5 separate regions of the Mus musculus genome follow, and all the other regions are linked to region 2. A link is a loop called in an ENCODE intact Hi-C map of the cell type or tissue named here. Cell type or tissue: heart. All regions are shown on one strand. Each heading gives the region's core, and the rest is flanking DNA. Links, peaks and the distances in the headings are about the cores only. Region 1 has its middle 12 kb from the start of Gm32328. Region 2 holds the start of Skap2 (src family associated phosphoprotein 2). Region 3 has its middle 17 kb from the start of Halr1. Region 4 overlaps Skap2 (src family associated phosphoprotein 2). Region 5 holds the start of Hoxa1 (homeobox A1).

Evidence for each region. Peaks named below come from ENCODE experiments on the same cell type or tissue, not always from the same donor. Only the 100,000 strongest peaks of a DNase experiment are listed, where the experiment ranks them.
Region 1: a loop joins it to region 2, with 5 times the contacts of the local background. A loop is called at or near these places in 17 of 42 quality-filtered maps.
Region 3: a loop joins it to region 2, with 2.2 times the contacts of the local background. A loop is called at or near these places in 2 of 42 quality-filtered maps.
Region 4: a loop joins it to region 2, with 2.5 times the contacts of the local background. A loop is called at or near these places in 12 of 42 quality-filtered maps.
Region 5: it touches region 2 in a loop (2.9-fold over the local background); 14 of 42 quality-filtered maps call a loop at or near these places.

Annotation. Positions count from the first base shown.
Region 1 is chr6:51,175,473-51,181,590 of GRCm38, reverse strand. No RefSeq gene overlaps it. Among named protein-coding and RNA genes, the nearest start is that of Gm32328, 12 kb to the right of the region's middle. In heart, for the core only: no CTCF peak of the experiment used is centred there; a DNase peak (open chromatin) is centred at 2,940; H3K4me3 peaks cover 1,208 bases; H3K27me3 peaks cover 459 bases.
Region 2 is chr6:52,009,646-52,015,763 of GRCm38, reverse strand. It overlaps Skap2 (src family associated phosphoprotein 2), which reads left to right and starts at 3,215. Exons shown (of 13, transcript NM_018773.2): 1 at 3,215-3,429. The coding sequence starts at 3,363. In heart, for the core only: no CTCF peak of the experiment used is centred there; a DNase peak (open chromatin) is centred at 3,123; H3K4me3 peaks cover 1,800 bases; H3K27ac peaks cover 1,286 bases; H3K27me3 peaks cover 386 bases.
Region 3 is chr6:52,082,630-52,088,747 of GRCm38, reverse strand. No RefSeq gene overlaps it. Among named protein-coding and RNA genes, the nearest start is that of Halr1, 17 kb to the left of the region's middle. In heart, for the core only: a CTCF peak has its summit at 2,508; a DNase peak (open chromatin) is centred at 2,257; H3K4me3 peaks cover 450 bases; H3K27me3 peaks cover 3,013 bases.
Region 4 is chr6:51,872,506-51,878,623 of GRCm38, reverse strand. Skap2 (src family associated phosphoprotein 2) reads left to right here. Exons shown (of 13, transcript NM_018773.2): 11 at 4,037-4,149. Among named protein-coding and RNA genes, the nearest start is that of Skap2, 140 kb to the left of the region's middle. In heart, for the core only: a CTCF peak has its summit at 2,508 (motif pointing left); a DNase peak (open chromatin) is centred at 2,193; H3K27ac peaks cover 781 bases.
Region 5 is chr6:52,155,578-52,161,695 of GRCm38, reverse strand. It overlaps Hoxa1 (homeobox A1), which reads left to right and starts at 3,379. Exons shown (of 2, transcript NM_010449.4): 1 at 3,379-4,129; 2 at 4,607-6,118. The coding sequence starts at 3,475. The coding sequence ends at 4,962. It overlaps Hotairm2 (Hoxa transcript antisense RNA, myeloid-specific 2), which reads right to left and starts at 4,794. Exons shown (of 3, transcript NR_146400.1): 1 at 4,714-4,794; 2 at 3,718-3,806; 3 at 3,167-3,406. Hotairm1 (Hoxa transcript antisense RNA, myeloid-specific 1) reads right to left here and starts at 3,172. Exons shown (of 2, transcript NR_131181.1): 1 at 3,010-3,172. In heart, for the core only: no CTCF peak of the experiment used is centred there; DNase peaks (open chromatin) are centred at 1,385, 2,185, 2,785 and 3,325; H3K4me3 peaks cover 4,000 bases; H3K27ac peaks cover 3,230 bases; H3K27me3 peaks cover 4,000 bases.

The DNA.
Region 1 (6,118 bases), core at 719-4,718, 830 kb after region 2:
ACGCTTTATTATAAATAAAAGTGTATTGCTGTAAGTTTATGATTTAATGATAAACAGAACCATTGCTTTGTTGCTGGAACCCATACTATCAAGAAGTGGAAAGAAGTGAAAAGCACTAGAGACGTAAAATGAAGAGTGAACTGGGCCCATTTGCTCTGTTTAGAGGCCTGAACACAGCCAATCATGCGTTTTGTTAAATACTTGTTTGATGATATTCTTAATCACATATCCTTCGTCGTTTGCTGGTGTTCTCAGGTGCTGTTAATAAAAACCAGTATTCCTAAAAGCACAAATAGATTGGAAGCAGATGTTGTTAGTAAAAACGGAATTGGCAAAAGGAAAAAAGTTTGCAATTTAAAAACGGACTAATGTCTTTAATGTGCGAGTTTGCTGTGACTATGCGTTCCTGAAGGATGTGAAGCCCAGGGAAAGAGTTCAGAAAAATGTCTGAAAGAACAGTGCTGGAATTGCTGGCCGAGGTTGTAGGAGATAAACTAAACATGAAGAGTAGCCTCAAATCAGCCTGTGCTAAATTGTAACATAAAATATGACTTTAAACAAATCTTAAAAATACAAAAAGGTAAATTAATTTGGAGCATATTTCACTTTTAAGCAGAGTTCTAATTACATTTGTAAATGCATATTCCTTTTCCACATGTCAGGTATACATAATAATATTTCATAATTCTGTGTTTAAAACATGCAAATGTGACATCAGGAATTATCTATAGCCCCATTATCATTATAGTTTATTCAATTTTTTGTTTTTTTGTTTTCAAATGGCTATTTTGTGAGCATTTATTTCTTTATAATAAAATGAAGCTTTTCAAATATAGGTGTATTAAAACTGAATTTTTACAAAATCAAGTTATAGTGAAAATGGGAAAAAAAAAAGGAGAAATCTCAGCTTGGGAAAGTGAACTCTTCTTTATGATGTCATTCTTAATTTTGTAATGAAAGGAAACCAAGGGAAGTTTCTCCGAGAAGCCCTTAGAGAAAGGTAGGAAGGAGACTCCCATCGCCCAGGTCCAGTTGGAGTTGTGAGAACGCCTTGGGGTCCCTTCCGTGCCATTTAGCATCTCTGAACTTAAAAAAAAAATAGAAATACATATTAGTTCACCAGCAGAACGACTTTGTTCACAAAAGCAAAACCCTCCCCTAAACAAAACCACAAGCATCGTTCTTGGATTAAATAACTCTTCCCCTCGGTTTCTAAAATCCGTAGCTCCTGGAACCAGCACCGCCTCACCCACAGCCAGCTTCATAAACCGGCGAACATAAATATAAATATAAGTTTTTGTCATGAGGTCATAAAATTAACTGTAACTACTAAGACTCGCGTGTACAAAGGCGCCAGAGTTTTATTACTCTGCCTTACCTAGAGTTCAGTTTCAAATAACAATTTTGACAAATTATCAACTGACATCATGTTTCTTGAATGGAGGCGGATGTGCATGATTAATTACCTGTAATATTATAGACATTAATGCGCACTTCAACATTTAATCACTGGAATATTTGTGGATATAATATCATGTAGGAGGCATAAAACAACGCAACCACTTACTTTCAAGACTGAAATATACGACTGGAGTTAAATGTCATCAATGAACTGATGTAAATCCAGGGGCAGTTATTAAAACAGTTTTTCTTAATTTTATTACACATCAGAAAATGTTTTAAAGAAAAAAAATTGGCTCACACTAACCCCACGTGAAACTTCTCTTTTTCCCTAATTCCCCTAAACTCATTCTTCCGGAGCTGACCAGGTTTCCACTTTTGGAAGCTACTGGCCTCAGCAATCATTCCTGTGTGAAAAAGTGTCTACCAAACAGGGAATAAAGAGAATTTTAAAAGGGGGGTGGCTAGGTGGGAGGGGAGACTATTTTAGTTTTGTTATGATTTTTATTTTTTTGCCAAGAGAAATAGAATCTTTCCCGTTTTACTTTATTATTATTATTATTATTATTATTAATTAATTAATTAACAAGCCTCATTGACCATGTAGTCTTTAAAGTGTAGTCGACACTGAGCATCGAACACTCCCATACTTGAGTTCAAGCAGATGAGCTACGTGTGATAATTTTGTTTCTAAAAGTTGAAGAAATGTTACCGAAATGACAGATGGTATTTTTAAAATTCAGGGTCCCGATTACCTGTCCATTCATTCGTTTTTTCCAAGTGTTTGCCACCCGGTACTTTAACAGTATCGAAAAGGTAGGTTTTATGTTTAGTTCATAAGAAAAAAAGGAAACACACTTCTCAAGAACAATTTTTATTTTACAACGCCAATCGAATATCCTTGGGGCCTTTTCCCTTTGGAAAGAATTTTAACACTTGCCTCATTGACAAACAATCCACGGAGTGGTTAGTCTGAAAGAAAGTTCTGTCTCTCTTTGGTTTTTACACTCTACTACTCAATTCAAGTCTTTGAAAATTGTCGGAGCAAGGAATCCATAGTAAAACAACCACGAATTTTAATAAAGAGAAACTTCTTATAAAGATTGCTCCCACACAGGACTAGCTGCAGTAGAGTACATTAAGATTGAAAGGAAATTAATTCGGAGGGTGTGTGGGTAATATGTATTTCATGGCACAACCCTGAACGATTTATTAAAGAAAACGAAAACATGAGTTTAGGAATATATAATTCCCTTAAGAGGATGCATTATAAAGATTTTTTTTTTTTTTTTTTTTGGTTCGGAAAAGCAATCCTTCCCTTTAGGATCGCGGAGCAAGTTGGGCGAGGCTGCCAGGACCCGCCCACAACCCCGCCCCCCGCACCCCTCCCACAGCGACGCGAGTTCTCCAGTTACGAAGGGAACTCCCGTTTTTATGCAAAATAGCACGCGCGACAATTATTAACCTAGCCAATGAGCAAGCAGCATCCCGCCCTAAAGAAGGTGGAGCCAGGGACCCCAAGCGACGCCGCGCCGTGCCCGCCTCGTGTTTCTTCAGAGGCGGGCGCTGGGCGGAGAAACAACCAGGCAACGTTATTTACATGCAGCCACACTATTGGCTGGAGCTGCTACGAGGGGGAGGAGTGGCGGGAGAGTGCTGGAGGCGGGGGGGGGGGGAGGGGCGTGGCGAGAAGGGAGGGGCGAGGAGGGGGGAAAAAGGAAAGGTCCAAAGTGAAGTTCAAGGATTGGTCTAGCAACGATGACGCAAGAAAGGCATAATTAGCAAATGAGAGCACTGAATTAATGCCCCTCCCTCTAGTTCCACCCAGTAATGAACAATCCAATGAATGATGAGCCTGTGCAGAAAATTCTTTGGATATTTAAATCACAAATCTCGAACTCTATTTAAATATTTATGAGGAGGAGGGGAGGTATAGAATGTCTTCAGGAAGCGTTTCTGATTGGCTGGTTTTCCCAAGGGTGTGTTAGTCGTCCGGAAAGTGCGAGCGGGAACCCCGATCAACTACATTATTGATTATTGTGTTTCTGGCTTTATTTTGCCTTCCTCCCACCTAGTCTTCCTCTGTAATTTGTTGCATGTGTAGTTCAAGTGGCCCAGCTTTGTCGTGATTGCGCTGTTGGTATATTTTCTTTTTCGTAACTCAAGCTCTATTTTCACCGATTTTTAAAACGCAAAGATCTGGGACAGATGGAAACAATTAGAAGCTCCGCTCTGTGGACGTGTATAATCTTATTAGTTTAATGGGTCACAGGGCGCGGGACCTATTTCCTATGGATCAAAGTGAAAACAAACACGGTTAATATCCCATTTTGTTTTAGAACCAAATCGGATCGGGTTCCCTCTGTCGGTCGTGGTAATGACAATATTTAGAGAACTTAGGTTGCCTTGAAGTTTAGGAGGAAATGGAGCCATTGAAATATTCTGTTTTTAAAACTCATTAATATTACCACCAGGTAGCCGGCTGCAAGTTTTCTGAGCATTCTTGAGTTTATCACAGTAGCATGGCTATTAAGGATTTGCGTGTTGCTTGTTTTGATCTATTGCCTTAATGAAGTGAAAAATCCTGCAAAGTTCCCTGCTAATTATACTGCCTTCTCAGGTTCCTCTATTTCGGCTCAGTGTGAACATTGGAGTGCTTGGTGTAATTTTCAACTACAGTTTCTCTTAATAATTTCCTTTTTTCTGTGGATGGTGAGAACAGACCTTTTGTTTATTTACTTATTTATTTTATTCTTAGAATTTACTTGATTATTTGAAGACGGGGTTTCCCTGTATAGTTCAGGCTAATCTCCAATTCTTGATCCTTCTGTTCCATGCACCCCAGAACTGGAATCTCACAGGCATGCACCACACCTGGCCAGACTTGCAGTGTTATCTCTATTATTAAAATTAGTGATTCAACAACGTGCACCCAAAATTTAGTATTCCATTTGCTAGCATTCAGACTCCTGAGCATCAGTGGGCCCCGGATCAGAATCAAACTGTAAGGAAACTGTTTTCACATTTTGAATCGTGTGTGGTTGTGTTATTCTGAGGCAAAAATATAATCTAAGCTGTAGGTACAGGGTGGGCCAGGTCTTCTCTTCTTAGAAAAGACCTTCTCTTTAAGGCCTTCTCCCCTGCAGTAACTTCTCACCCTAATAAATTAAATGTGGCCACCGTGTGGTCCATTAGCTTGAAGTGTGAGGTGATGGCTCCTGTCAGAGGTGGCTGGCCCACTACAAACCCTTAAATATTCCTACAGATAATAAATATCTGCTCAAGGAACGGATGTAAATAATAGGTTCCTATTCCTTTAAAAGAAAAGAAAAAAAAAAAAAAACCAAACCTTTGTACCACAGCAATGAATAAAGGCACCTCAGAGCTGAGTCCCCTCAAAATGGAGAACCAGATCTTGAGAATTCTTGATCCAAGTGCAGGCCTCTGGCTCAGCAGGAACCTGAGCCAAAGTGTGAAACTCGCCCAGGTCTTCAGGAATGTAAACACATTTACATTTTTGTTTTGACGTTTACATTTACTTTAAATGTAAAAAGAAAAAGTCACATTTTTTTTTTTTTGGTTTGGATAGACCAGGATCCTCCCAAAAGAGCACTGGTTGTTAGTGAATCATTTTAATTCCAAAGAATATTTACCAGCAATTGGCCATGCAGGGCTGGGATTGAACAAACAAACCAAGAAACCAAGAAACCCGATGGTTTTCTGCAAGCCTGCACGCCGGGCTCAGGGGTTTCTGGGTCTTGGCTCTCCAGGCTTCTTAGCAGCCTTCACACCTGACCCAGGGACCGAGACAGCGTTGCATTGCTGCAGCTGCATCGCTGGAGTATATGCACCACAGGGCTGGTGGATCATTGCAGAAACCAAAACCAAAGCACAAGCAGAGAGATCTGACACCTGGGACAGATGTGACTGAAAATCTCTTCAAATTTGTCATTGTTTTTTTTTTTCTTTTTTCCTTTTTTCCTTTTGCTTTTGATCCTTATGTTTCAGTAGAACATGCAGTAGGTCTTCTCTTTACAGTCCCTTGTCCTCTGTCCCTTGTTGGTAGATCAAGAATATTCTATTTTGGAGACCAGATTAGTTTTCACTTGTGGGGGGAAGGGAGTGGAGAGGAACAATTTTTCAAGCCCCCACATACCAGGATTTAACGCTATTACTAGCTGCTGATGTAATATTGAAAACCGTTAACATTTTGTTTAGAGTTATTTTTTTTTCCCAAGGTGGAAACGTAGTCCTTTGGGTCTGAGCCTGTAGCATTATAGACAATCACATCACCTTCTCTTTTGAGGACAAAAGAATATCTACACGTGTGACAAAGTAATTATTTATCGGAGATAACAAACGCTTTGATCTCTCTTTTGTCTGTCTTTCTTTTTCTTATTTTTGGATGTACATCTCAGTATCTAATAATATCCAGGGACATTTGCATCCCCTGAATTTTCCAAGGCAAAGAAGGGACTTCACTAAGGTTCAGTAATGGATTCTCCCCTCCATTTTGGTTTTCTTGATCCTTTAGATATTTGTTTTAGGCCAGTCGGCCCACTGCTGTAGTATCTTTGTTAATCGGAGAGGTTTGCTGGTGCATGCAGTAAGTGTAGGGGAGCTATTTGATCTGCACACCTGAGGCGTGTCTAGGGACACAGTCATTCATAGAGGGAAGGATTTGTGCCCTCTCCTGCAAGACTGCCACAATCCCAAG
Region 2 (6,118 bases), core at 897-4,896:
TATTATTATCATTATCATCATCATCATCCTAATGCAACTAAAGTATGAAAAGTACTATTTGATTTCTCTACTAATTTTTGCTATGAAAACAAGAGAAACAGGAACAATTTCTTTCAGCCTCTCTTTATTTCTCTTTCCATCTTACAATCAATCCAGTAACTTTAATAATAAACAGTAGAAATCATGGCATATACAAAACATTGCCTAAGCGAATACATCATGAGCCTGTGTCTCAGAATGGTTTGCTAGAGGAAGTGTGTTTCATTAAAAAAGTCCATTTTCTGGTATTGCCTTTTTGATTTGGACTCCTAGATGCTCTACATTTAAGGCAATCTTAATATTTTTTTGTCTCTTGCTAACAAGAGTGATCTGTCATAATGAGCAGAGCAGACACTGCCCATTTGATCTACTCGAGAGAGCTGTCTATTTGATACAGAGCAAATCACCTCAATTCCTTTGTGGAATGAATGGAGTACAAATAAAAAAGACAGAAGAATAAAAATAAATGTAGTCAGTTCTTTCTGAAGGCAACAAAGTATTGAAACATTTAGAGCCTCTTAATAAAACATGTGAGAAGACAGAACATTCTGTAGGACAAGACTAAAGGAAGGGATAATCCTTCCTAACACAGACTGCCTATGCAATAGTTTCTTATTTAGAAAAGTGGATTAGCTTGTAGTTTATTAACAGTTCTTAATTCTTTCAAGTCGGAAGAATGAAATTCATTTTTAACTCCACAAGAGAGAATTCTAATTTTCAGCACTCTTTTTTTTTTCTAATAACTTATCACATTGCTCATCTGGGTAGGGACTTTGGATTCCATTTTGATTAAACAGACACTTTGGAGATGTCTTTTTTGTTATCATTATGCATGTTTTACTTATTAAGCTTTTGTTTTTGCTGTTTTGTAAGATATAGGTACCTATAGATTTCAATTTTCCTTTTTAAAATCAATGTTTTATATCATCTCTTTGAGAATGACATAAATGTCATAGTACAATCTGAAAAACACAGGTATGTACTCACTTGGTACTGCTAACTGTACATGCTAAGCACATGCTCTGATGCTCTGTGCTGTCCCCCAGCCCTGACACTTTTTGATGAAATATTAATAGAACTATTTTATTCTAGTTGAAGATGACACTTATTACAAATTTTACTTTGTTAAGAGTTAGGAAACAGTAGTAATATAGTTCTCAAAACCAAAATTAAATTAAATGCTGTTTTCCATTTAATCCGAATTTCTTTGGTAGGACTTTAGGCTCCACATTTTAGTAGCTTCTCTCTGTGATTCTAAGGCCGACTAAAGTATAAAGAACATTGGTCTAAAGAAAGCTGGAGGGGAAAAAAAAGCTGGGATAGTGGCACATGCCTTTAATCTCAGCACTCATTGAGGTAAAAGCAGGTGGTGCTCTGTGAGTTCAAGGACAGCCTGGTCTAGTGAGTTCTAAGACAGAGAGACCCTGTCTTGAAAACAAAACAATAAATAGATAAATGGAGAAGAAGAGGAAGAGGAAGAGGGGGAGAGGGAGAAGAACAAGAAGAAGAAGGAGGAGGAGAAAGCTGCAGGGTACATGTGTTGGCATTTAGTCTAGGCTCCGCCTCACAGTTAGCTGGCAACAGTCAGGTGTGCCTGACTCACTATAAAAGGGGCTGCTTGCCCCCCTTCTCTCTCCCTCTCTCTCTTGCTCCCTTCTCTTCTATTGCTCCTGCTCCTTACCCTCTCTCTCCATGCCCCTCCCTGTGCTCTCCACATGCTTATTGCCTGCCTCTCCTCCCCTCCCCTCCCCTCCCCTCTCCTCTCCTCTCCTCTCCTCTCCTCTCCTCTCCTCTCCTTTCCTCTCCTGTCTTCTCCCCTCCTCTCCCCCTCTCTCTGCTTTTCTCTGTCTCCACTCAATTCCCCTCCCCATGCCCAAAATATTCTATACTATACTTTCCTGTGCTGGTATCTCAGCATGTCTCACAGAGACACCCCCTTCCCCCACACCATACTGTGCCTCCTACAAACATACTCCTGATTGGAGCTTTGACACAACATTCTGAGCACAACTTAGGAGAAATAAGAACAAACAAACCACTGTTTGTTTCTACCAATGTAGGTAGGTGATATTCAGATGTCATTTTGAAAATGATGTGCCTGGCAAAGGAAAGTGGAAGGTGCAACTTGATGTGTATCATTAGCCACCTTTCCAAGCATATTTTTAACTAAATACACACTTTACATTCAAAATGTTTTCCCTTGTCAGTTCCTCTCTGAAGACTCGTATCATCCTCTTTTGTATTTAAGTAGCTCTGGTAGCGTCATCTACATGACAAATATGTCTACACAGTAGGTTTTAATGGATTGTAAAGGTTGATGGCACTTGAATGTAATTATCATTTCTACACACACACACACACACACACACCACCCATTTTAAAGACTAAAGGACCCAGAACTTTTTGGATTTTAAGTGTAAACGTGTAATATTGAAAGACTCAACCTTTGCTGACTAGATTGAAGTAAATTTTATATTTTCCCTGTTCTAACCACTATTTGCAATTAAAAAATACTTAGAGCGGGCAACGGTACAGGTGGCTTTCTGGCACATTTCAGGTGCCTGACCCTAAAAGGATATTATCTAGAACTAATTCCGTCAGAGCGAGAGAAATCAACCACACCAAGAATAAGTAGGAAAGTAATGTCAGCGCCAATCAGAACGCTCCGCCGTTTTAGGACTAAGACTCTCAGGAAGGATTGGCGGAAAATGGGACTCCGTTACCTTCATCTAGTGGGACAAAGAAAGCCATGCTAGTTGGGGGGTAATGGTAGAAACTTCTTGGTGGGTTACCAGACGGGGGTTTAAACCTTGGTGGAAAAGACCAGTATTTAGATGACCCCTTAAAGGGAAAGTGCGTAAGCCTTGCGGAGGCTTTATTTTCCGGAATCCTGGAGAAAGAGAGGTGTGGCTGACATACCAGTAACGAAAATGGCGCGGACGAGCTTCAAGGGCCGGTCAGGTGACACAGCTCCAATTCGCTCCCTTCCTTCGGAGGCCTCGCCTCCTGCTCGCTTCCGCGTATGGGCGTGGCCTTCCCGGCTGTGTGTGGGCGTGGTCTACCCGGAGGCGCTTTCTTCGGACAGTCAGAAAGCAAGGTCTACGCAAGCGCAGTCAGGTTTTAAGGCCGGTCTCCCCGCCCCTTCACCCATAGCCCCGCCCAATTCTCCCGGGCGGGGAGGGGGCAGGGCCCGGCGTCCAGCGACCGCTGGCTGGAGAGCTAGTGACTTCCTTGTTGGCAGTCTCGGACGGGCCGTGTCCGGAGTCGTAGCCTCTCGGTGCTTACTCGGACCGCTATTGCGAGTCTAGGTCCAAGCCATTATCATGCCCAACCCCAGCTGTACCTCTTCTCCCGGCCCTCTCCCTGAGGAAATTAGGAACCTGTTGGCAGGTAAAGAGCGGGAAGGGGGCGGTGACGCTAGGGGCGGGGGCGCGGGGACGGCGAGCCGACAGGGACAGAAGCGCTTAGCCCTCACCCTATGCGGACGGTGGGGGGCGGGCCGTATAGGGGGACTGGGATGTCGGGACTAGAAGGGAGTGGGCGTGTATGCTGAAATGTGCTGATCCTCCCTGGACAGCCGGACAGTTATGCGTTTCATGAAGACCGGAATGTGAGGGCGGGAGATGGACAGCAAATGTTGATGAATGCATGTTTGAGAACTGCGAAAGCAGAAGTCCAAGCACTAGGTCCTGCCTGGGTGGCCTGGCCAGTAAGGATGCAGGTGCATCTGCAGGGCCGCAGGTGTTGGGAGTTAGGAGGCCAAAAGGCACTATTTCCAACCCCACCCCCATTTTCTTGAACAGTCAGGCCAAACATGTTTATAGTTTTGAAGGGTGCCCGATTTTCAAATAGCCACTATTTCTAAAGCCTCAGTAACTATTAAAAGTGAAAAAGGAAGGCTGTGTTAAAACTCCTACTTCCTGTATCATGTGATCAAGGAACTTCATCTTTGCAACCTCATCTTCCCCTTTTTGGTTTTACATTCCCATTTATAGGAACTTACTTGTAGGAGTTGAAATGCGGTTCCTCAGTTCCTCAGTTAGGTCAGTAATGTCTGGAGGTGTGTAGTTCCACTAAGCATCAAGAAAAGCTCGATAGTTCTGCACAAAATAAAAAATACATCTTTTTAGAGTATCACAAGTCTCACCTATCCTGATGGTCTTAGATACCACCATATACTTTGTCTTGTAGATGCTAACATCTGGAAATGGAATAATTTTAGTTTGGTTGTCTCTAAAACATTCCTTTCAATATAGATCATGGATTAAAAAGTTTCGCTTAGATGCCTGTGCTGTTAACTGTGTGTTTTAATCGTTAAAAACAATGTCCTCTAAAAGGTACATTTGAACTAGTAAGTTACAGTTGCAACAGTATGAGACCAAGCATCATAGAATACCTTGTTAAGCTGTTGGGTTGTTTGCATTATGTGTGGATGGAGACTTGTGTTTGTATGAACATGATGCAGGGTGAGGGTGTGCTATGTCACTCTGAGAAATGCTTCTCATCATTCATGGATAGCACTAAGAGAAATGATGAAAGAACTGTCGATGCTGATTTAAGGAAATGTTTTAGTTTCTTATATGAGAGCTTAGAGGAGTACCAGTTTGGTCTCATTACAGTTAACATTTTATGGGGTGGCGGGAGGGGCAATGCAGGAATTGCATGTTTAGAAAAATATCTTAATAATTAGATCAGAAAAATGTTTTGTTCCAGAAATGTCATCGTTTTTAGGTTGTCCATATTTGTAATTAAAAAAAATAACAACCCGGTTTTGCTTCTAAAGCTTGGACCCACAGTCACTCTTCCAACATCCTATGTTGTATGACTACAACAGCCGTCACCCACTGACCCTCACAGATTACAGACTGTTTTCGCTCTCTCCTGTATCCTGTAAAGAGAGCAGGATTATACATTTACCTGCTAATCCTAACTTCCTGTGTAGTTCTGCCATCTTTTAAATTAGAGGTTGGACTAGCATAATGTTTGAAATTAGTTTTTTCTAAAATACATGAGGGATTAGAAACAAATATCAAAATAATAACTTTGCAGATTACAAGTTAGCTTTACATTTTATTCTTAGGAGATGTTTTTAGCTCGTGGGTGTGATCTATGGTAAAGGAATAGAGGAAAGTGAGCTAGTCTTCATGGCTTAAAACAACGTTAAACAAGCTTTCAAAGAAAGTTGTTAAGATTTTTTGTGTAATTAACATCCTTAGAGGCTCTCAGTAGTCACTTGTCCCTTGAATCTTCTGGGGAGGCAGGATGACGGCAAGTCCATCACTCAGGTGTTCTTGGGAGAAAGTGCATGGTACAATTTAGAAGTATAAAGTTATAACAAAGTGATTGCATTGACTTGGATTTTAGAGGTATTGCTGTCATAGCTCTATGGTATATAGATATAAAGATAGTGCGTTCTTTTTTAAATTGAAGAAGAGATATGGATCCTGGTAGCTGTAAGCAGTCAAGGCTCTTAAAATGCATGGCACAGTGTGAATTAGTTAGAAACCAACCTTTACAGGAGTTTCAAGTCCTTTGCTTTTACAAGAAAGAAAATAATCTCACTTTATGTTTCCTATGCTCGTCATGTAAATCATCAGATGCCACACAAGTGTTTGCTGAGATAGGTGCTCAAATTTATGGTTTTTTGTAATCATGATTTTTCTTTGTCATTGTTTGGCTTTTTGATTACAGTAGCTTTTCACTACCATTTCAATATTTGTCCTCTTTTCATGCCTTTCCTTTAAAAAAGTAACTGAATGGAAATGCAAAAATAAAGTTACTACTCCCAACTCTTAGTTAGTAATATCCTTGAAAGAATGACAGTATAATAGTTTGAACAGTTATATTTTTTATGGAATCAATGTACTAAAAATTAAATGCCTTTATTTTTTTAAAAAATAAATGTTAAATTATTCCTTTTTAGTACAGTTTATATAAAATTTTGTTGAATCAACCTTTGACACCCCCCACTCTCAAACAATGAAAGAACAGGTTTATCCTGGATAATTCAAACCAAAGGATAGCCCCAAGCCTTGGCCATTTAATCTTACCTTATACCCAAATATTTTGACTAGAACTA
Region 3 (6,118 bases), core at 801-4,800, 73 kb before region 2:
CCTCGAACTTCCCTGTGTTTATTATGTCCGGCACAACAGGAGCTTGCTAGTCTCAAAAGGAGGTATCCGTCGGTGAGCCCGCTTCAGGGTGTAGACATCTGGGAGGAGGAAGCTGCTGTTGCTGCTTTGCACACACTGTTTAATCATTTGCTCATCCCAGGACAAAAGGAAGACTTTTGTCACTCGGATCCTAATTTCCCAGAGGTCAAGGCCTTGGTCTTTGACATGGCGTGCCCACATCAACACTGAACGTTTGCTAGGGGACTTTCATCTGCTCTTTACATACTCACTCAGCACTTCCTGTGCTCCCCGCATGTGGTGGCTATTTTAAGAAATCAGACCCATTTGTCCAATGTCCTATAATACATATTGGAAATATTACTTGGAGTGAAGCTGGCCACGGGTGGGCAGTGAAACAAACAGTAACGGCTGGCCACTCAGGTTGTTGACTCCATTAGGGGTCAGGGACTGGGGCGCCAACTGCTTCTCTGTCCCTTCATCGATACACACGCTCATTTGCTTTATTGCCTTGTGGACATGGGTGTTCAAGTAAATTATAGGAGTATTTTAAATATATTGTATGGGATTAAGTCTGAAGTGGACTGTACTGACTCATTTGCCTTTATAACACTCTATTACTATTAGATTTGAAGCAGTGCTAGGAAGCCCGGGAGGAAGCAGAGAAATGTTCTCCATAACCTAATTGTCTCCGAGGACGATCTCATGTGCACGCATAATCTCATTGTCCATGGCTGGAAAATTATAGGAGAGTGAGAACAATTTTGAAGCCTCAGGCAGGAAATAGTAATAGATCTTAGTCTTTAAACTGGCACAATAAATATTGTCCAGCTTGCATTTTCCTTCGGAGTTTGTGTTATTTGTTATTTGTGGGAACCCCCTTTACCGTGACGGTCTCCGGCTACTTTTTACTCCGTTTGTTTCTGAGCTCAGGTAAGATGCTTAGTAGGCCAACCACACACTGGACGGATAATGATTTATTACAGAGACAATTTGCTCTGTCCCAAGCCTTGGAGATGGAATTCTAATCCTTTAAAATTCTTCAGTGTTTTCACAACCCACCCTTTTACCCCCCGCCCCCACTCCCACCCCTTTTTAGGACTGTAGCTTTTTCCAGCTGATTCTGAATCAAAGTGCTCACATTGGTCACCTGCAGATGACATCTGTCTAGTAGAAGTACTCGCTGTATTCATTAAGACCGGTCTTAGGCGTTTGCTCCATTGTATGAGCCTTGCTTTTTAAGATTGAATGTCACTTAAGGGAGAAAACACAACCACCAGGACAATTCCATCTATTTTTAGTTTCTGACTGGTTTGCTTATTTTATGTGTACGAGTGTTTTGCCTGCATGCACGGGTGCTGTGCACCACACACGTGCCTGGTGCCCAGGAAGTCAGAAGAGAGTGTTGGATAACCTAGAACTGGAGTTAAGGATGGTTGTGAACCAGCATATGGGTACTGGGACTTGAACCTCAGTCCTCTCTCTGCAAGAGCTACAAGTGCTCTTAACTGCTAAGCCATCTCTTCAGCTTCTAAATAACTGCATTTAGCAGGCATTCTAGAAGAATTTCACAGTAGGGTACTAAAAAAAAAATCCTGAAACATCTTTTTCTGCCTATATTATATATCTTTCCTGTGAAATAGATCAAAGAGAGCAGCAGTTCCTCCGGAGGTGTGCGGAGGGCAGGGCAGGGAGCTTTTGGATGAACACAATCTGAGAAGTGGTTGGTTATCTCTTCCTGCCTTTTCTAGCAAATGGCACAAGGTTTTAACAAGTGATGTGGATAGTAAGGACAAAAGACAGATCTGGGTTCCAGATAAAGAGGAGAGAAGGAGAAAGTCAGGTCTACCAACCCCAGTGATGAAATAGCTGTATCAGGTCAGGGCAGAAGTAAGGCTTCCATAGGTAAGTTATGAACTCTTTAACTGCTTATTCACGTAGATGTGTATTTTTTCTATACACAATACTACTACTTAGTATATGATATTATTACTTAATAGTTGTGGTAGTAAATTTTTGGCACATGGATAAGAGGTGACATTTGGCCTTTTTATGGCATCTGATTTTTACATCCTCCAAAGTGGCTGGAGTATCCCCTGGAAGATTCCCTATTGTTTCCACTCACAAACAAAGCATTGTGGTGACGGCCTTTTCAGTGGGTGTGTGATATGGCAGGAAAGCACTATGCGTCTTCGTCTTCGTCACTTCCCAGCTTCCTAAGCATCACAGCGCAAGTCTTTGCCAGATGTGAGTGGAAAGGAAGGGGCCATGAGGACATTCTCCGGCTGGCCTTGGACAATGCTGACAGCACGTATCAGCCACTCAGCACTTTCCCAAGTAGCCGCTGATGCCCGGCTACTCAACTTTAACCCAGGAAAAGGAGGTCATTTCAGGAAAGAGACTACACATCAAAGATGGTGCTGGCAGTCCTCGGGAGAGGTCATCGTCTGATATTTCCTTTAGCTTAGTGTCAGCACCCTCTTCGGGGAGTGAAACGCAGTGCTTTTCTGTCAAGGCAGAAACTGTGTGTAGATCCATCATTGCAAGCCGAGAGGAAGAAAAGCTTTTATCTCATGGCCTTGGAAGAAATCATGAGCATAAGCGTTTTCTACCACGTGTTAGGCACTGTGCTGGTTTCTTGCATAAACTGTCTAACTTAATCCTTACCATAATCAGAGCTACACCTCATTTTTTCTCTCCAGATAAGCTTCTTCCTCCAGTAGACACTGTGATTAAAGCGGCACTTATTTAAAATTACATCCTGTCTCTGACCTATGCTTTTTGATCATTGTTCCATATTACAAAATATTCTGTCTGACCTCCGCTTCATTAGACTCAAACATGGCGTGCTCCTTTTGTACGTCCCCTGATTTGCTGTCATATTCTACTATGGGTAATGAAAGTAGGAAATGACTGCCCCGGATTCTTCCCTTGTACACTTAGGGATACATCTGTGTTCATTTCCACAGCTTTGTCTCCAGGCCAGACCCCCTAGAGGATTGTGGGTTAGTGATCCCCAGCTACACCCACAGCCTAAAGCCTTGCCCCGTGGCTGTTACCTACAATAACAAAAGGTATTCTGAAGCTGTGATTAGGGCAAGGCTACGGACATGGGGAGACTACCCTGGATCATCACTGTGAGTCCAGAACAGCACAGTTTTAAGAGGGACACAGGAGATTGAGAGAAAAATCAGAGGAAGGCCCTGTGATGATGACAGAGCTCGGGTGAAGAACTTGAAATTGGAACCATGAGCCACAGAACACAGGCAGCGTGAGACAATGAAACCGAGGCAAGGAGACACGCTCGGATCCTTCAGAAACAATGAACATCTACTATGTCCCACTGATACCTTGACTTCTGCCCAGTGAAGCTGACCTAACACTTAAAACCTCTGGACTGTAAAAAAGATAGATGTATACCATTGTCTTAGTTTGGGATGGTATAAAGAGACGATCATAGATTTGGTATTTAGTTTTCTCAGTTCCTTAGCTCATGAAGGTCAAGACCAAATTGCTCGTAGATCTAGTGTCTCCTGATTTAAATAAAGATGCTATGTTCTCCTTGGTTCCCTACATGAAAGCAAAGAAAGAAGAGGCAGGCTCTCTTGTCTCTTCTTGTAAAAGCATTAAAGCCTCCATGAAGGCTTCACACTAATGGCCTAACTACCTCTAAAAGGGTTCCATTTCCAAATATCGTCACTCTGGGATTAAGGTTTCAACATGTAATTTTGGGGGCTCTGAGTTCACAGCAGTTGTTTTAAGTCACTAGGTTTGTGGCAATTTGTTATAGCAGTGGTGTGGGATGAACGGCATAATGTGTAGGTCTAGAAGACAGCTGGACAGAGCTATCTAATTGACGATAGCACCAAACACATGATGTTGCAATTGTGAGTTTTCAAGATAGCTTGTTCTTGGTCAGCCAGTCATCACCTGTGACTCACACTGTGGTACCTCTTCCTAGATGCACATAGGAATGAGACAGCCTTCCTCTGGCAACCAGCTACTCTCCATTCTTGGAGTGAGAAGGACCTTGCTGTTGAGAGAGGTCTTAGGAAGGAAACTCACCTTTGATTTACCTCCAGCTGTTTCAGCTCTGAACCTCATCTTCTCTTGCCCTTGCTTGTTCGTTAGGGTATGGTTACCATAGTAACAAGTAGTAATGAGTAACAAGGAACAACAAGGAACAAGAAGAGGGGCTTGCTAGTTCTTCCCTAGCCAGCATGGGAGAGTGAAAGTGATGGACCTTCTCTCTTGGGACATTTCTGTGGTCCAGACTCCGTGCATTTGATATTTAATTGCTGCTTGCAATCGGGAGTTGCAGAGAAGGTTCTTGTAGGTTCTAGATCTAATTGGAAAGAGCTATTTTAATGTAAGGAGAATGATAATCTCAAAACAGCACCTCAGAAAATAAACGAAAGCTATAGTGGACAAAGAGGAATTTTAACAGAGTATTGACTTTTAAGGAATATTTTAGTATTAACATCAACTCTAATCCTCAGCTAAGAAGTAGGTGTTATGTTAAAAATATTTATGATTGTCAGGAAATCTATATTAACATTCACATTTCAAAGAATAAAATGCATTATAATTCAGCCAGCAATGAAGCTAAATTTCACACCATTTATTTATTTGAACTCTCATGATTCAGATTTTATCCAGGATTATATTGACCTGTGGAGGAACTAATTAGAAGACCCCTTTCCCATCTCTCTTCCTCTTTCCTTTTTCAGCATCTGAGATTAAACCCAGGACCTTGTACATGCTGGTATGTATTCTGCTAGTAGGCTGTATCCATTTATGTATTTTTATTTTGAGATGAGGGTCACTAAATTCATCTAGGCTGATATTGAACTTGATCTGCAGCCCAGACAACCTATGCTGCAGTTGAGATTATAGGCCAGAACCACTAGGTCTCCTGGCTGAAGAAGGCCTTTTTAAACACTGTTCTGTCTGTTGTCTGTCTGTCTGTCTGTCTGTCTGTCTGTCTGTCTGAGATAGGGTTTTACTGCTGTGAACAAACACCATGGCCAAGGCAAGTCTTATAAAGGACAACATTTAAATGGGGCTCGATTACAGGCTCAGAGGTTCAGTTCATTATCATCAAGGCACGAACATGGCAGCAGGCAAGCAGGCATGGTGTAGGAGGAGCTGAGAGTTCTACATCTTCATCTGAAGGCTGCTAGCAGAATACTTGCTTCCAGGCAACTAGGAGTAGGGTCTTAAAGCCCACACCCAGAGTGACACACCTACTTGAACAAGACCACACCTCCTAATGGTGCCACTCCCTGGGCCAAGCATATACAAACTATCATTCTATTACTCTGTCTGTCTATCTATCTATCTATCTATCTATCTATCTATCTATCTATCTATCTCCACATATCTATTATCTACATATCTATTCATCTATCATCTTCTATCTATCTATCTATCTATCTATCTATCTATCTATCTATCTATCTATCTATCTACCTACCTACCCACCCATCTTTCAATCATCTATCTGTCTGGTGTGAATGGATAGACGTGGGTTGCCCATGCTATGGTGCTCGTGGAGGAGTGAGTTCTCTCCTCCCATTCTGTAGGTACTAGAGATAAAACTACAGTGTTCAGACTTGACAGTGGGTACCTTTACCCACTGGGCCATCTTAATGGCAAGAGGGCCTTTCTTTATATTTCTGCCTGTCAACACCATGGGCTGTGAATTTAATGTTTTATTGGCTCTGAGTAATCAAAAATACTTAAAAACATTTCCTTGTGATCTCTGTTAGAAACCTAAAAAAGAAAAATTTCTTATGTTTTATGTGTGGGGGTGATTTTCCTGCACGTACATCTGTGAATCATATTCATGCCTTGTGCTCAAGGAGGCCAGAAGGAAACTCCCTAGGACTAGAGTTAGATTGGGAGCTGCCATGTGGGTGCTGGGACTCGAACCAAGGTTCTTGTGCTCTTAACCACTGAGCCAACTCCCTAGTCCCATTTTCACTTTACTGAGACTCTTCTGAGCCTGTGTTGGACTTCTCTCTCCCTTTCCACCCTCAGAACTTTAAAGTGGTAAGGCTGAGTGGAAACTGGTTTGTTAATCTTCAGTGACATCTTA
Region 4 (6,118 bases), core at 945-4,944, 140 kb after region 2:
CAGGAAGGCAGGAGCAGGTTGCTGTAGAAGGTTTGGGTTTGCCTTTTTTTTTTTTCCTTGACAGAAAGGAAACAAGACAAAGTCATTAGTTGTTAGCCCTCTTGCCCTATAAAATAGAGTTGTAAAACATGGCAGCAAGCAAAGCCCAGGCACTCTATGCTTGATAGTAAATTAGGTATCTGTTTTTAAAGTTCTGAATCATGATGCTTCTGCCAAGAGCATGCATGTTTCTTTGTAAAATGTCTATGCAGGTAGAGAGGGTAGAAACAGATAGTAGATAGACCTTCCACAGGCACAAGTGAGCATGCCTCAAATGTTTGCCTTTGAGGGTAGGGGGAAAAGAGTTTTTCTCAAAGGAATCCAGTAAGTTGATGAGCTTTTCATGCCATAGCCACAAGATACTGCAATGTCTGTCTCTTGTGCCACAGAGCTCTTTCAAGCCATCATTCAATGCCTTCGCAAAGCAAGCCGTCAGGGACTCTGTGCTTGCCACTAGGAGCACTGAGCTGACAAGAGTGTTGCTTTCTGCCTAGCATCTCATCTTGTGAACTTCTAACCTCGCTCAAGAATTTGATGTATATTTTTTACATTGACTAATTTTGCAGGAAGAGACTCAGTGTTGCAATGTAAAATCTAAAGGTAAAGCTGAGTTCATCTTGTCTCCTACAAGTCGCTTCACATTCACTCATCTTACAAAGGTCATGTATATTTATAGGTATATAGATGGGCCCGCTTGATGTTTTTAACAATATAAAAATCTGCTGTCCTTTCTAAAACACTTTTCAGGCTTGCAGTACTTAGGGAAAGGGTCTCTGGTGTCGGCATCATGCTTCATTCATTGTCAACATGCCTTTTATAATCTTGTGTTTGTGGACTATCTGGCGGTTACTTGCTTAATTTGTACTTTGGTAACAATCCTGTTAGCTTTGCCAAATATGTATTTTTATAAAAATTTAAAAGCTCATTGTGTACATTTTTCAAAGGCTAGCTAACTTTCCTTTTTAAACCTTCTTTCAAAAGTAATTCATGCCCCTCAGGACAGCACACATAGCAAGGTGACATTTTGTGTGTAATTTTCAAAATATTGACTGTGGTATAGATAGAATGGTGTTAACATGCCGAGTAAAGACAGCGAAACCACATTATCTGTGCTTGTGAGTGTTCCATAGTCTACAGAATGCCTGCCTTTCTTGGGGCCAGGGATGGTTCTCAGCAGGAAGGCATTCTGACTAGCCTACTCGAGGCTCTGCATCTGCTATCCCTGTGCCACAAAGCAAAGCAAAGTCATGTCCTGTGGGTTATCTCCCCGAGCACAGGCAAAGACTGCTAGTGTTTGTGAGCCTTCTGTGCTTTCAAAGCTGTTTTTGTACATGAGTTTTGTCTATGTGTGTTTAGAGCCACTCCATTTTAGAGATAAGCTATAGGAGCTTCCTGCTTTCCACAAATAAGATCACTCCTGATTCTTTTTGTCTGGCATGCTTTCCGGGGAGGCAGCTAGCACACACACTGCTGGCCTTCCCCTCACTGTAGATGCCCGCTCTTCACTTAGAACGCCAGTCATAGACGCACAGATGGCACACAGAGTGCTCCTCAGCGGTGCTCACTGTCCATGGGACCGACCGTCCGTCATTTTTTGGACTCCATCATCATCAAGATTACAGGAGGCACAGTTGAAAATGTGTCTTTCCCCGGCTCTGCTGAATCCCTGGCTCTTCCCTGACTTCCTTGCAGCAGTGAGGTTTAATGGAATGCCCCTGATGCACATCTAGGGAGAGATGCATCTTGTACACCGTGGGGGTCTCTCCCCTTGCTGCTCCTGTAACTCCCATTAGTGTTAATGGGAGTCTCTCCAAGTGTATCCAGGGAAAGAGAAACCAAAGTGGTAAGAATGTGTATTTAAAATCACTGGATACTTGGGGTTTTTTGTCCTTTCTTTCCTCCCCCTACTTAAAAAAAAAAAAAACAAAAAACAAAACAAAAAACAAACAAAAAACATGTTAATTGAAAAGTACTGTGAGAAGGTCTGAACCAGAGGAGGGCCCGGACAGCTGGGACCTGGGATCCCACAGCTCCACCAAAAACTTTGACCTCAGTTTTTCAGCCAAAGTTTGTTTCTTCCACGTCTTCGGACCAAGCCTAAGGCCTGAGCAGCGTGGGGAACAAGTTGGGGGGTGGGGGAAGGGCTACTGGGGAAACTAGCTATTTAGACCTTCTTTGACTTGGCTAGAACTGTGTGGCAGGCCTCACGTGTGAGATGATGTCATCCTGTCTGCTCTAACTCCTTGACTTTCAAGCTGACACTGAGAGACCACATGGGGTGCAACATTTGACCCAATTAGCAGTTGATTTAATCTGACAGGAATGTTTCAATTCTAAATCTCTATTTGTCTAAATAAGTGGTTTTTAAAGGAAATCAGTCACTTTATTATTAAGTGATTTTTAAAAAAAAAAAAAAAGAAAGAAAGAAATGGTCAATGCTTGGAGGTATCTGGCCAGCTGGAGTGCCCTCTAGTGTCTGTTTACAGAATGTATTTAATATATGCCTGGGGGCTGGGGGAGGATGTGATAGGGGTGGCCACAAGCACTATTAGCTCCTGGTTGGATTCTGGGGCTTGCACATGCCCCTGCTGGTTTTAGTGCTCTGAGCCCAAGTGCTACTACAGTGGAGAGGCCAATACAGGGTCGGTCTCTCTCTCTCTCTCTCTCTCCCTCTCCCTCCCTCCCTCTCCCCCCTCCCTCTCTCCCTTCCTCCCTCCTTCTTCCTCCTCCTCCTCCCCTCCCCCAATCCTATCATGCCGCTCCTATTGTCCCTCTCTTTCCATCCTAAAAAATAAAAATTAACAGAGGATTCTGTTAGGTTGTATTTTCTAGTCCTTGTTTATTTTCTCACAAATTTAAGTGAAACGGTGCATCCCACAAATACTTAGATTCCATGTTATTCAGATTCTCCTTTTTAAAAAATGTTAAAGACATTAAGGAGAATTTAAATCTCCTAATAAATTAATACTTTGTGGAGATCAACACTATGCTGACTGTACTAATGTGGCCGTTTGTATTGAGGTTGCCAAGACGCCTCTTGTTTAAAAGTGAGATGACAAGCCTGATCCAGCATCCATGTCCACGTTATCCCGTGGATTCAAAGCTGACATTGCAGCGATGGAAGCTGTCAGCACATCTGTGTTCCGCCTGGCTAGTGAATACACGGGCATTTTGTGTCTTATTGATATAACTTGCAGTCTTTTTTCCTTAACTCATCAGAACTCAATTATCACGAAATTAAAAACAGGAAACAGTTCTCTTGTGTAACAAAAGCATCCAGCGTATTTAACTGTGTGCTGTGTTTTAGGAGCCACATTGTGTGAGTGACAAAGCATACATTATCCAGTTACTGTGGTATTACGGAGCGACGAGCACTAAATAATCAATCAGTTAATGGTGTGTATGGCAGTTTGAGCACTTCACATCCATTGTGCTTATGCCAGGAGAAGGATGAACTGATAACGCCACTGTGGGAGCCTAATGTCCTAGACCTGACGAACAAAAGTCTGCATTAGCAATTTCACAGCTGCAAAAGTATTTTAGAGACAACTTTGAGAGACTTTGGATACAAATGCTTTATATTTGAGTATTAAAGTATGCTATTATTATTATGCTCTTATCAAGTGTTCTAAACTCCATGAAATTGTTACTTCAGATATGTCCAATCTGTCCCTTAGATATTCTGATGGTACAGTAAGACCAGTTGCTCTTTAAACACATAGCGAGTGAGCTTAGGACTTTCCATTAAAAATGAGCAGAAGCACCTTGCTATTTGAGAATGTAATTGCTACAGGTTATAGATTACAGATAGAAGTGGAGGGGGCCATGAAAAACCAAACCTTCTGAAACAATCTTCATGAGCATGCTCAGGAGTAGTTGCAGGTTCACTAAGATGTACCATGATCCAGGCCAGGGCTTCTTTCTTGGCAATCTAAAATGGTTCTTTAATTTCTTTTGATTCAAGCCTTAACCCCAAGTCTCTCTCTCTTTTTCCTAGGAGATAAAAGCACTGATTACGCTAATTTTTACCAGGGTCTGTGGGACTGCACTGGAGCTCTGTCTGATGAGTTGTCCTTTAAGCGTGGTGATGTGATTTACATTCTTAGCAAGGTAAGAAAGTTACCCCCCACCCCACCCCACAAATGACAGCTGTCAACGGGAAATACACAGCTCAGTTCTCCTGCATTTAAATTTACAACACAAGGGAAAAATGCCAGTTGGAATTCTTCTAGGTCCTAGTTAACAATTGGAAGTTCACAATAATTAATTATTTTGTCAAGTGAACTATAATCAGAATTTAAACACAATCAGATAACAGGATTCAACTTAGCCGTGTGTTTACCTGTCACTCTAGCCCTTGGCAGGCATCCACCTACTGCCTTATCCAGAAACAATATACTTATGTGAAAGTTAACATTGTAAGGTATTAGGTTATTAATTATGTTTTTCTTGCTTCTTCCTCCTTATTCTTCTGTGTGCTTATTCTGAGTTTGCCTGCCATTCTCCAGTAGAAACATTGTGTTTATAAAAAAAGGTTTTCATCTTTGTGTAAACACATTGGGTGTTCCAACAATTTAAAGGCTCTATATTCAGACAAGTTGAGGTAATTTTTTAAAGTTTAACACACTATATTTGTAATTGCAGTACCAAAGTATATTGCCACAAACTCATCTTTATGTACATGAGAATCGTGTCTTTGCTTTTTAAGACACTGCACTGTAGAACCTGTCTGCTCCAGACATCAGTTTCTGATGCAGTGTTGGAACTCTCTTAATTTTCACTCTGAAGTTTTTCCTACTGTACTATAGGGATTTTTAAAAATGTTTTTAAGCTTATCTTAGCACCAAATCATGAATGAAAATGACTTAAATATAAGCAGGGAAATGTTATATAGGTCATAAGTCTAACACTTTATAACCCTAAAATTATTGAGCTGAGAAATATTTTGGATATTTCAGAAAGATGATATGTGTTATTAGATACAAAGAGAATTTGAAAATAATGTCACATTTTGGATTTTAATGTTGGTTGGCTGGCACTGAAAATCTTGACCCAGCTGGTCACAGAATCTTAGAGTGGGCATCTTAATGAAGATTGTCTATTCTTGGTGCAGATAGAGTACATGAGCTAGCTATATTATCTTGACTCCTAGAGTAGTTCATTTCTGTCCCTTCTGCTTAATCCCATCCCATCCCATCCCATCCCATCCCATATAAAGCATGTACAATACCAGGACACATTCTAGACATCAGGAATCCTAAAGAATAATACATAAGCACTTGGAGATTAGTAGGAGAAGTGCGAGAAGGAATATTTACTAATAATACAGATTACGACTTATTGAGAAGCCCAAAGCCAAGGCTGGTTGTGAACTCCAGTCAGCCTCCCAATGGTGGGATCCATGGGTTGCTATGTTATCTTACTGTCATATCCACATGACAGCTTTTGGCTAAGTCTGTTATCAAACATTTAATTGTCCCAAGTTAAAATAGCAGCTTTTAAAGTTAATTACTTAACAGAAATAACACTGTTTGGCCCAGTTCTTATCAGGAAACTTTCCTGAAATTCCTCCCAAATTTACCAAGCTCACTGTTTATTTAACTAATGTAGCTGTGAGTATATAAAATTCAAAGGTTGATTAACTTGTATTTGAAATTTCAGAGTGTAGGGATATGTGGTACAGCACTGTATTCCTTTGCACACGTGGAGCTTGTAAAGCCCACATGGGCTGCTTCTTTTTTTTTAATTTATTTTTTATTAGATATTTTCTTTATATACATTTCAAATGCTATCCCGGATGTTCTCTATACCCTCCCTCCGCCCTGCTCCCCTACCCGCCCACTCCCGCTTCTTGGCCCTGGCAAGAGAGGCCCCTTGGTATTGGGGCATATAAAGTTTGCAATACCAAGGGGCCTCTCTTCCTAGTGATGGCTGACCAGGCCATCTTCTGCTACATACGCATCTAGAGATACGAGCTCTGGGGGTAGTGGTTAGTTCATGTTGTTGTTCTACCTATAGGGTTGCAGACCCCCCTCAGCTCCTTGGGTGCTTTCTCTAGCTTCTCCTTTGGGGCCCCTGT
Region 5 (6,118 bases), core at 1,189-5,188, 150 kb before region 2:
AGATTATTAATTAACCCAGTTTATTAGACAGAGAAGGAGCACTTTAAATGAAATATCAATAAAATGTGATCTAGGGTATGTTATTGGGCTGTTCTGGTTTTTTTCCTTCTTTTGTCTCCTCCCACTATTTATTTATTTATTTATTTATTTATTTATTTCCCTTTCTGGGTTCTATTCTGGTGACTTACCGTGAGAAACTGCAGCAACATGTGCGTGGGGGGGGGCGGTGATTGATGGAAGAACCCAGTTCTTAATAGCAAAAGCTTGGGAATTACAATGAAACCTCGGACTTTATTCAGGGGTTTGCTCTCTACCTTCCCTTCACCCTCTACTCCCCTAATCCCTCAGCAGCCTCCATATGTGGGGACTGTGGTGGTTTTCAGGCCCCAGGCTCTGAGATCTGAGCAGGGTGTCCGGGCTGTGGCCAGGGCTGCGCAGTTCCTGGATGTGATTCGTCCTAAGCTCATAAATCAAACGCTTTCTATGAATGAGAATGTCATCAAAGAGATCAATTGCAGGAACACATGCACAAATAAAAATCCTCTTACGTATTTGCCGGGGATCCCCGTCCGAAAGCATTAAGTTAGAAGGCGTTTAGTCATAATTCATTTTTATTGCTCTTTTAAAACAACAGCTTGGCTGAGCCGCGGATGCCAAGAACGGCTCCGGGCCTCGGTTTGTCTCCTCCTCCCTCATTCTCTTTCCAGTAGAAGAGCCCTGAAAAGAGGCACTTGGAGCCAAGCATGCCGCTTGCAGAGGATTATTTCACTCATGGCCCAAGCTCGCCTTTCACCCACTCTCCTGGGGCTATTTAAAGACACTTCAGCTCGATTCCTGCGTGGGTCGCTGGCCTCCTTGCTGCTCAAAAGACCAAAGGTCTCTTACCCTGCTCAGTGGCCTTCCTGATTCCTCTGGGGTGGGGGCTGGGAAAGAATCTGAGCTGCATAAGCCTACTGCTCCGAGCTCCGGGTGAGCCTCCTCGGGAAAGCTTGGGCCTGCAGTGAGCAGAGGCCGAGCTGGTGGTTAATGGGGCAAGGTCTGCGGAGGCCCCGAGCGAGCGCTGCATGCGTGCGTTGTGGGTCCAGTAGTGTGTTTGTGTTGCTGATGAAAACACCCCACGTAGGCTACCCAGAAAAACAGGTGAAGAAAGAGGGCTTGGGGGAGTGAGAATTAGCAGAAGGGGAGCGGAGGCCTGGGGGTAGCTTTCAGGCAGGCGTCCTGGAGCCTGTAGGTTAATGCAAATCGGTACCAAGGGGGCCCACAGACGCCCCCTGTACCCCCCCCCGTCCTCCCCCCCCCCCCCGCAAGAGGCAAGGGGAAGAAGGAATGAACTGCCTTCTGCTGAGAGAGGCCCTCACCCGCGCTCACAGCATCAAGCCTCTCTCACTTCCTGTTCCTGACTCACAGGAGTCCCTTCTTTCCTCTTAGCGGGAGGACTGTCCTCCCAAAAGACTCTACTTGGATGGTTTCCCAGAAGAAGAGGCTAAGGCAGGACACTTCCCGGGTGCTCCTCCCTTTACCATGCTTTGGGGCGAGTCATGGGTCACAGAGAAATACTACTCCCCGAAAGTGGGTTGGGGTAAGTGTTCAGTTGTCACTAAGGGGGACCAGGGACGTAGGTCTGCTTAGGTTTCCAGGAGGATGGCCAGGTTTGCTGGGGGCGGGGTTGAGAGGTGTGGGGGAGGGGACAACTTCTACGTGTGGAGAAAAAACACAACCCAGAAGCCCGAAGAGTGACTTTGCATTCTTCTTCCCTTCCTATAGAGAAGGGATCCCCCCAAACTCACACGTAAATTACACTGTTAATTTCATGCCTGATATAAAGCTAGAAACATCGAGAAGAAAACTTGTGCAGAACTGTCTGCACGGTGTTTTTTAAGTGACCGCTGAATTTCTCCTCCTTAAGACTATGTCCATTCTCATCTCTGTTTGGCCTTTTCTTTCTCCAAGCTTAGAGTTGACGTGACATCTAATAGTAAACAGCAATTACTGACACCATCAGCATCATTGCAGGACAAGGTTGATGGGAAACAGGACCCCTGTCCTGGGATGATGCTCACATCTGCACGTGTCTCTCTGGGGAGTGACCTGCAGGTTCACACAAGCCCGTTGGAAAGGGTCCCATCCACTCAGTCATCTGTCCCTCCCACCTGCCGGTCCTCAACACCCCCCATGCCCCAGTCCACACAGGCAATAGGGGATGGTGGGAAGGGGGGGCTCTTCCACTCCTAACTTGCCTCTCCTGGAAGAGAGAAACTCGACGGGGGAGGTCTGCATACTTTTTAGGAGTTGCCTGTTATCTGCCCTTCTGAGGCCTACCCTAGAGTGAGCATGCTCCTGGGTCTCTAAGAGTTGGCAGATGGCCTGCAGCTCAGGCTCGGCCCTCACGCCAGTCAGCCACGTCTGCTGGCGTCAACAATCTCCTTTGCCTTCTACTCCTTAAACTCCAGTAGCAGAGTTGCCCCGATTTTGCAGGGCTACCAAGAGCAAAGCGACAGAGAAGGAGAGAGGGCAGAGAAGAGAGTGGACACCCGGCCTTTCCCAGAGAGCTGGGTTCGTAGCCCCCCCCACCCCCACCCCCACCCCCGAATCCCGGGACCCTGGGGTCGAATTACAGAAGCTCCCATTGCCATGCTATTGGCCGGCAGGAATCAGGGAAGAGGGCTCTAAGACCCTTTGGATGAGGACAGAAGTTTCTTTTCTTGCTTTGGTCCCCAGCACATTCACCATGGTTCCTCCCAGTCAATCCTCTGCGCACGTCCCTCTACATTCCGAGGCTGGCGAGCCAGTGACGCAACCTCGCCCTAGGCGCCGGGATTCCGGGCTCAGGTCTCTTGCAGGGGTTGGGTAGTGGCGGCCGCCCCGAGCTGAGGGCGTGGTGTCTGTTGGATTCCCACCCTTCCCACCCCGCGTGCTCCCAGCTCCGCCAGGGTCCTTGCGACCACGCAGAGATTTTCGGCCCACAAGATGCCCGCCACAAGAGAGCCAGGAGGCCTCATCCCCTCTCACCTCTTGCCAGTTCAGCTTTCTGGGCTGGGTGGGGAAGGGGCCGCGGAGGGGGCCTCCCATCCCCCCACATCTGGTGGCGGAGGCGCGCAAAGCCGGGCGCGCGCAGAAGGCAGTCTCGACTCCCTTTGGTCCCAGTGCTCCAAGTCAGCTCCGGGAGCGGCCGCTGCTACCGCCGCGGCCCGGGCTGCCTGGGGGGGCGAGCGCGCGTCACCTACACTGAGGAGCGCCGGGGATTTAAATGCCACTGAAACGGTGATCCATCACGGCCGCAGCCGGTAAACTTTCGCAGGCGGCTCAGCCATTGGCTGGTAGAGTCACGTGTCCTCCCCTCGAGCCCTCCGCCTGCCCGCCCCGCCTCTTGCGCACTGTACATTCATATCATTTTTCTTCTCTGGTCCTATGGAGGAAGTGAGAAAGTTGGCACGGTCACCCAGGGCTTCGCAGGATCCAATCACTCAGTGACAGATGGACAATGCAAGAATGAACTCCTTTCTGGAATACCCCATCCTTGGCAGTGGCGACTCTGGGACCTGCTCGGCGCGAGCTTACCCCTCTGACCATGGGATTACAACTTTCCAATCCTGCGCGGTCAGTGCCAACAGCTGCGGCGGCGACGACCGCTTCCTAGTGGGCAGGGGGGTGCAGATCAGCTCGCCCCACCACCACCACCACCACCACCACCATCACCACCCCCAGACGGCTACTTACCAGACTTCTGGAAACCTTGGGATTTCTTATTCCCACTCGAGTTGTGGTCCAAGCTATGGCGCGCAGAACTTCAGTGCGCCTTATGGCCCCTATGGATTAAATCAGGAAGCAGACGTAAGTGGTGGGTACCCCCCGTGCGCTCCCGCTGTTTACTCTGGAAACCTCTCGACTCCCATGGTCCAGCATCACCACCACCACCAGGGTTATGCTGGGGGCACAGTGGGCTCGCCCCAGTACATTCACCACTCATATGGACAAGAGCAGCAGACTCTGGCCCTGGCCACGTATAATAACTCCTTATCCCCTCTCCACGCCAGCCACCAAGAAGCCTGTCGTTCCCCTGCTTCAGAGACGTCTTCTCCAGCGCAGACCTTTGACTGGATGAAAGTTAAAAGAAACCCTCCCAAAACAGGTAAGTCCTGCCGGCTGACAGACAAATGCTGTTCGATTTTTGAAAGGGGCTGGCACACCTAGTTTCCTAGGAAAATGAATGATTTTTAAAAGATTGGTTCTTGTTTATGTCTAATGTCATCTAGAGTTGTAGTGAGTGGTGTAGGGTGCCCAGGTGTGCAGAGGCAAAAGCGTTTCACAGGGGCTGAGGTTTAAATGGTCTATAGTTAGATAGTGTGCGGGGAGTGGGAGGTGGTGATGGTGGTGATGGTGGTGATGGTGATGTCCTGTTAATATCTACAAGGCTCCATTAATCACGAGCCTGATCACACTAATGGTTGACTTCAGGTTAACACTGCTTACACATCGTCACTGGCGCTTCCCGATAGGGTTTGTGCTCGCTGAGTAGTTAACCGAATATTGCCTCAAGCTTGGGGCAATCTGGATAAAGGTTTAAGATTTTTTTTTTAATCTTTTCTCTCTTCCTCCCCTACCCTAGGGAAAGTTGGAGAGTACGGCTACGTGGGTCAACCCAACGCAGTGCGCACCAATTTCACCACCAAGCAGCTCACAGAGCTGGAGAAGGAGTTCCACTTCAACAAGTACCTTACACGAGCGCGCAGGGTGGAGATTGCCGCGTCCCTACAGCTCAATGAGACCCAGGTGAAGATCTGGTTCCAGAATCGCCGCATGAAGCAGAAGAAGCGTGAGAAGGAGGGGCTCCTGCCCATCTCCCCTGCCACTCCTCCTGGCAGCGATGAGAAAACGGAAGAATCATCTGAGAAATCTAGCCCCTCGCCCAGTGCCCCTTCTCCGGCATCGTCTACCTCAGACACTCTGACTACCTCCCACTGAGGCTACTCCAGCCCAACTCTGCAGCCCAGGCTTCTCCCTGGGCTGGGATTTCTTACCCAAAGCACATTCTTAGCTTATCTTCCTTTCTTTACAGACTCTCTCTTCCTTTCTCGTCCCATCTGGGGAGCTCCTGGCCAAGATAAGGTATTTCCAGAGAATTCTGGAGCCTTGGTTGGAAGTTAACTCCTTCATCCACATCGGGTGTCCACATCAATTGCTGATGGCTCCCAACATCCTTTCCTTCACTGTTGTGAGATTTTTTTCTCCCCACAACCTATGATTCCTTTTAGATGTCGGCTGGAGAACAGTTAGTTCCCTTTGCCATCAGACATTTGCAGGAAGGAGGCATCTCTCCTTTTATCTATGTATTGTTCTTCTCCACCTAGCCCTTAAGTAGGACATAGAGGAGAGAGAGTGTCCAAAGACTCATGAAGAAGAGATGCACTGTGTTTACACAATTAATTCACCCCCTAACTTAGCTGGTTTCATGTGTGTGAGTTTGCTGGTTGTAAATGCTTTCCCGTCAGAGATTTATCTTTATACACATTTTATAGAAATATGTAGGTCACTAAATCAAACAGGGTGGACAAATTCTCAAAACTGGTACAGTTCATGTGTGATTATGGGCGAAAGAAGAAAACCTCTTTCATTCAAACAGAGTCAGATGCCTCAGAAGTTGGCCTCAATTGGTTCTTTCAGAGTTAAGAAGGCCTGCCAAGCACTTTGCCTGTGCCAGGTCTTCCCAAACTCTAACCAATTCTTCCTGCTTCTCTGGCCACCCTGCATTTAAAAATCATGCTGGATCATTTGTAACCCAAAGGTATTCATTCTTTCAGTCACCCTTTCCTTCCACACTGTCTTGTATCATGGCTGGATCCAGTGTATTTCCAGCTAATTGTTAATGTGATGGATGGCACAATGAATGTATATTTTGTGTGATTCGTGACTAGTCTTCTGCATGTCGCACAATGTTCTGATGTCCCTGAAATATCACACTGAGTTCTATCAGTTATTCTTTGTGAGCCTATGATAGTCTCCATTTACTGTACAATCATGAACAGCTCTGAGATCCTGGAGTGATGTGGTCCAGAGCAGAGTTTACGGGTCTTAAGATGTCTGTAATAAAAGTATTCAAGTTTTAGGTATGCCTAAGCAT